Linked DNA regions of Homo sapiens: region 2 is linked to region 1. A link is an interaction called in ENCODE POLR2A ChIA-PET data of the cell type or tissue named here. Cell type or tissue: endothelial cell of umbilical vein. All regions are shown on one strand. Each heading gives the region's core, and the rest is flanking DNA. Links, peaks and the distances in the headings are about the cores only.

What was found. ChIA-PET counts read pairs that join two places held together with the same protein. Peaks named below come from ENCODE experiments on the same cell type or tissue, not always from the same donor. Only the 100,000 strongest peaks of a DNase experiment are listed, where the experiment ranks them.
Region 2: POLR2A ChIA-PET joins it to region 1 with 5 read pairs; 1 of 35 experiments calls an interaction of 5 or more read pairs at or near these places.

Annotation. Positions count from the first base shown.
Region 1 is chr1:16,074,687-16,077,587 of GRCh38, reverse strand. No RefSeq gene overlaps it. Among named protein-coding and RNA genes, the nearest start is that of FAM131C, 2.5 kb to the right of the region's middle. In endothelial cell of umbilical vein, for the core only: no CTCF peak of the experiment used is centred there; a DNase peak (open chromatin) is centred at 1,387; H3K27ac peaks cover 467 bases.
Region 2 is chr1:15,755,344-15,758,244 of GRCh38, reverse strand. It overlaps a transcript of FBLIM1 not described here. Among named protein-coding and RNA genes, the nearest start is that of FBLIM1, 2.0 kb to the left of the region's middle. RefSeq lists an enhancer at 1,318-2,097. In endothelial cell of umbilical vein, for the core only: no CTCF peak of the experiment used is centred there; DNase peaks (open chromatin) are centred at 434 and 1,694; H3K4me3 peaks cover 184 bases; H3K27ac peaks cover 2,234 bases.

The sequences.
Region 1 (2,901 bases), core at 189-2,688:
GTCCTGGCTGATTGAACCAGTCCCACGTTCTAGATATGGGACCTTGGGCAAGTCTCACTTTCTCGCATTCATTCAGCAAATACTTATTGAGCATGGATCTACTGCATGTTGGTTTTGGCACAGGATTCAAACCCAGATCTGACTGGCTTCTGATGCTGTTCTCTTTCTGCTTTTCAAGCTCTGCCCTTCTTGCGATGTTTGGGGCCTGGGGAAGGGGTCCAGCCCCACCCTCTCCCACTGGTCCCTGGATGTCATATATGCCAGTCTGCTGTGGCCCCCTGCCTCCAAACATTTGTGCACACAGAGCCTTCTACCACCAACAGCCCACTCGACCTTCAAAATCCGCTTCTAGGGTCACGATCGCCTGAAAGCCATCCCCATAGCCCTTGGCAGAAGTGACTCTCCTGTCACACACTTGGCTGGCATGGAGATGCAGCACTGTCCACCCTGACCCTGCGCTATTTATGCACGTGGCTCCTGCAGCGTCCCCGCCCCACCCCCAGGGCTGCCAGGGCAGGGCCTGGTCTGATTCATCGCTGTAATGGTTGGCCTTGATTAATCTTTCTCTGATCAAACCCTGCAGCAGCTCCTCTTCACGCTCCAGTGCCCAGCCAATCAGGGCCAGGCACTCAGGGCTGATGCATGCTCGGAGCAAGGCCACCGGAGTGGGGGTTCTGCCTGGATCCCCGAAATCATGGCAAGAGAATGGGCTGCTAGGTGTGAAGGGCACAGCCTGGACACTCTCTCCTCTCCACTCTAGCCCAGCAGCGGCATGGCAAAGAGGGCCCTGGGGGCGGGCAGTGGAAGGTCACAGGGCAGATGGGCTATGGGGTGAACTGGGAAAGGACAGTGTGGCCCCGGGGAGGACAACCACACAGCTCAGAGCTGTCTGGACATCGTCTACTTCAGCAGAATTCCAAGGTGAATGTGAGCGTGCAAGGAGAGCCACCGGCCCTGCGTGGCCTGGTCTCAGGCTGGTGCCAGGGCTGGGCTGAGAGGCAGGAGACCTGGGTTCTAGTCCCCGCTCTACCACTGATTTGCTGTGTGACCTTGGGCAAGCCCCTGCCCCTCTCTGAGTGCCAATGTGTACAAGGAGAGGATTGAGTCAATGTGGAACTGACCAGCATGAACACCAGAGGCTGGAGAGCCAGATCTCCAGCCCAGCCACATCTCTGAGTGGGTCAGCAAGGGACCCTAGGTGGGGCCACTGCCTTGCCCTGCCCTCCTGTCCCTGGCTTAGGCTAAATGGGGCACAGTGGGGTGACCAGGCATCCTCTCCCCTGTGAGCTGCCCTGTCGTCTTCTCAAGTGTCCCTCTCCCTGTCCCATCTACCCCCAAAGCTGTCAGGCTGCCAGCAGGGAGCATCAGCTGCCATGACGGAGCATCCTGCGTCATAGTGAGTCAGAGCCCTCCTTCCAAGCCAGATCCAGTCACTCCGTGACAGGAAGAAGAGAAGGACACCACTGCCTTTACAAGCCCAGGCCACACAGGACGGGACCCCAGAGCCTGGCACAGGCAGATCCGCCTTTCCTTCTCCACACAAGGGCAGGCACACACCTGGCACCAGGGCATCCAAGGTGATAGCAGGCTGTCCTTTCTGAGCCACCCTCTCCAAGGCCAGACCTGGAGGGTACAGTTAGGGGGGCTCTGAGCAACTGTGACTGAATACAGCGCTGACTCAAGGATTGGCACATTTGTCTTGTTCACACTGGCACACAGTAGGTGCTTTATATGCATCTGTTGAACGGAAGTTCTCAGACTTCCCTGTGGCTGTCGGGAAGCTGTGGTGGAGTAATAACACATCATACCTGTTTGTGTTCACTATCACTATTATTTATTTTTAGTCCTAAGTTGAGTACCTACTACGTGCCAGTGATTTTGCATATATTAATTTCATCAGCCCTCACAGCAATCCCACGAGGTGGGATTTTTACCCTAAGTTAACAGATGAAAAATCTGAGACTCAGAGAGGCGAAGCAACTTACCCAAGGTCGCACAGCTTGTGTGAGCTAAGCCCTCATTCACCCAGGTCTGCTGACACCAGGGCCAGGCACAGAACCGCTCTCCACCCGGACTTTACTGGGCAGAGAGCACCTAGCTTAGAGAAAGAGAAAGAAGTCAGCACCCACTCCCTGGCTCAGCTGCTCTGGCAGTGCGCCCTGGCCCAGATCCTGCCCCTTGAGAGGCCTCCAGCCCTATCCCACGCTGCTGCCTCAAACCTTATTCATTCTTTTTTTTTTTTTTTTTTTTTTTTGAAACAGAGTCTCACTCTGCCGACCAGGCTGGAGTGTAGTGGCACGATTTCGGCTCACTGCAACCTCCACTTTCCCGGGTTCAAGCAATTCTCCTGCCTCAGCCTCCCGAGTAGCTGGGATTACAGGCTTGTGCCACCACACCTAGCTTTTTATTTATTTATTTATTTTGAGATGGAGTTTCTCTCTTGTAGCCCAGGCTGGAGTGCAGTGGCATGGTCTTGGCTCACTGTACCCTGGGTTCAAGCAACTCTCCTGCCTCAGCCTCCTGAGTAGCTGGGATTACAGGCGCCCACCACCACCATGCCTGGCTAATTTTTGTATTTTTAGTAGAGACGGGGTTTCACCATGTTGGCTAGGCTGGTCTCAAACTCCTGACCTCAGGTGATCCGCCCACCTCGGCCTCCCAAAGTGGTGTGATTACAGGCATGAACTACTGTGCCAAGCCCACACCCAGCTAATTTTTTATATTTTTGGTAGAGACGGAGTTTCACCATATTGGCCAGGCTGGTCTCGAACTCCTGACCTCAAGTGATCTGCCTGCCTTGGCCTCCCAAAGTGCTGGGATTACAGGCGTGGGCCACCGCGCCTGGCCCCTCCTTATTCATTCTTCAAAACATTTCTCTGCTGCCACCAGTGAACCTGGCTG
Region 2 (2,901 bases), core at 271-2,770, 320 kb after region 1:
CGCCACCTCCTGAGCCTCAGTGTCTTCATCTGTAAAGTGGAGGTAGCCACTGCCTACCTCTCCAGGTTGGCCTGAGGATAAAAGGTGACAGTTACAGCCAGGACTGTGATTAATAGTGGTTAATATATGCTGGGTTGGGGGCTTTTTCCGGGAGTGTTCCTGAGGGTGGGGGTCTCGGAGACCCCCAGTGGAGCAGGTCACCTTGTTCTGCTCTCCTGAGCGGTAAGCCCTCTGCAGGTGGGTCCCGGTGTCCCGGGGGACAGGCCGCTCCAGGAGCTCTGGAAGGCAGGGCCCGGCTGGCCCTGTGGCTGAACCCCTCCCTCCACATCCAGTGACCCTCCCCCTCCCAGCTGGAGCAATTAGGACGGGAGCGGGAGGGGAGGCAGAGCCTGGACTCTGGGGCCCGGGATGGGGCCGGGATGGACTGCCTGGGTCCCTGGAGGCCTCAGGGACATTGTGGGGAAAGGAATCTGGGTCTGATTCAGAGGCAGACAGATTGTTCTTTTGATTAAAGCCACAGTGGCTGAGGCTTGAGGAGCGCTGGACCCAGCGCCATCTGCGGGGTGGCCAGACAGGATCTGGCCCGTCCTGCAACCCCTCAGCTACAGTCACCCCTCCAGGGTGGCTCTGGGGCTGTTTCTGAGGGAGGCTGGTTTATGAGGGTCAGAGGAGGCTGCCTCCGCCCTCACCCACTGATCATCGCCCCTCCCATCCCTCTTGTCGCCCCTTTTCCCATTTGATCCTCTCAGCCAAGCTGCAGTAACAGCAGCAGTCCCAGGAGCTGCCATTGATAGGGGCTTTCTAGGTGCTGGTACCCATCCTCATCCCCATCCTAATCCCACAAGAGCCATGAGCACCAGGGCTGATGATTCCTGTTCACGGTCAAGGACACTGAGGCCCCGAGAGGCTCAAGGCCACACTAGGGGCAAATGGCAGAGCCAAATTCAAACCAGAGCCGCTGTGTCCCTGGGCACACAGCTCTGCTAGTCTCAAGAACAGGTACCAGTGCCATCCTTTACAGAATCGGAAGCTGGGGCTTGGAGGTGCTGAGAGTTCTGTGCAGCAGGGCGAGGCTGGGACTCAAGGCTGTCTGAGTCCCTGCTCGGCTCATTCCTGGCTTGGCAGTGATATCCTGCCCCTGCCCCCCAAAACTCCAGCTTTGCAGCACCCTTTGGAGGAGACTTCCCCATACCCTCTGAACGACAGAGACGGGAAGGACTCAAAGGAGGAAGGTGCGATCTGGGGGTTTTCAGGCGCTTTTGGCTGTAGAACCCCTTTGCAAATGCTTAGTGACCCAGAAGTTTATTTAAGAGATAAAAGTGGAGCTGCCTGCCCTCACCTCCATGACAGCCCCTGAACCACCTGTTGCACCCCCAGGTGGGATAGTGAGGCAACGAAGAGTTGATTTGGGGCCTTGTTCAAGGTCACACTGACTTAGTCTAGGACCCAGGCTTCCCACATTTGCTCTGGGACAGTCCAAGGGGAATGAGGGGTTCAACTGCCTCTGCTTACCTGCCTCCAGCACCCCAGGCCACCTGTTCCACCGCCACCACTGCTCCCGGATGGAGGGATTCGTCCTGGCCCGCAGCAGCTCGGGTGTCGATGTCACCGATCGGCAGGTGCCAAACTTCCTGCAACGGAAACCCAGGAAGTGCGCTGGATGAGAACACACGCCCTTTGTCTGCCAGCTCAGAGGCTCTGCTGCCCTCCGCCCTCCCTGCCAGGCTCACAACGGCTTTCTTCTCCCTTAGATGGCTCCAGCAGGCAAGGGGCTCAATCTTCTATTAGGATGGTGGCAGCTGAGACCCTGAGTGGCAGGGAAGGGGTGGAAGAGAGGTTTGAGGGCAAGTCTGCTTGCCGGGGCGGGGGTGGCACCTCCACAGTGGAGAGCTTTGACTGAGCAGACACTGACCGGGCACCTACTGTGTGCAATGCATGAGTCAAGGAGCCGACGGGATCAAATCAGACATGATCAGTCCTTGTCCCCACAGTCCTTACAGGGAGATTGGGTAGAGCAAACCATAAAGCAAATTAACATAACAATAACCAATAGTAAAAGGTGCTATGAAGGAATGGACAAGGGGTCTGAGACAAAAGGGGGTGGGGTGGGTGTGGGGTGTGGGGTGTGGGGGGAAATCCTCTCTGAGGAGGTGAGGGTTAAGCTGAGATGGGGAGGAGCCAGTGTGAGAATAGGGACGAATATTCCCAGGGAAAGGGGGCAGAAGGGAAAACATGGGCTTTAAAGGTCAGAGGTCAGCTTGGCAGACAGCCTCAGAAGCCCCTTGGGCCTCCCAGCTCCTTCCTCCATCCTCCATCTTCCACCCTACCTGCTTGGAGTCAGGTCAGTCCAATGCTTATTTCCTGGGCGCTGCTGTGTGTGGGGCCCTGTGCTAGGCAGGGCGGGGAGAGGAGCAGCATAGAGAAAAGGGAGCTCCCCCATGGTGGCCGGGTCAGATGGGGACACAGATACAGCTGTGAGTAACATCAGTATCTGGGAGTGATTCCAGCTCTGCCACTTGCCAGCCTTGGGCAAATCACTTCTCTCTGGGCCTCAGTTTCCTCTTGCAACCGAGGGGTTGCCAACCCAGGTTTGTCCCTTGTGGCTTCATAGCAAGAATCTGGTGGGGTAAATGTGGGTAAAAATACCTGATGCTCAGTAGGTGTTCAGAGATGAGTTCCTTTGCTCTCCCTACCACATGAAGGATAGAAGTTTTAGTAAGAGGGACAAAGTTCTGAAGGGAAGGGAAGGACGTGACTTTGTCCTGCAAGAGAATCCAAGGAACATCCATGGCTCCTGATAGCCAGCACTACTTTCCCTGATTCTGATAACAGCACTCAGTTTCTGTTTGGGGAACCTCTCTTCCACTCTCAGTGCCTGGTGTATACATGACCCATGTCCAG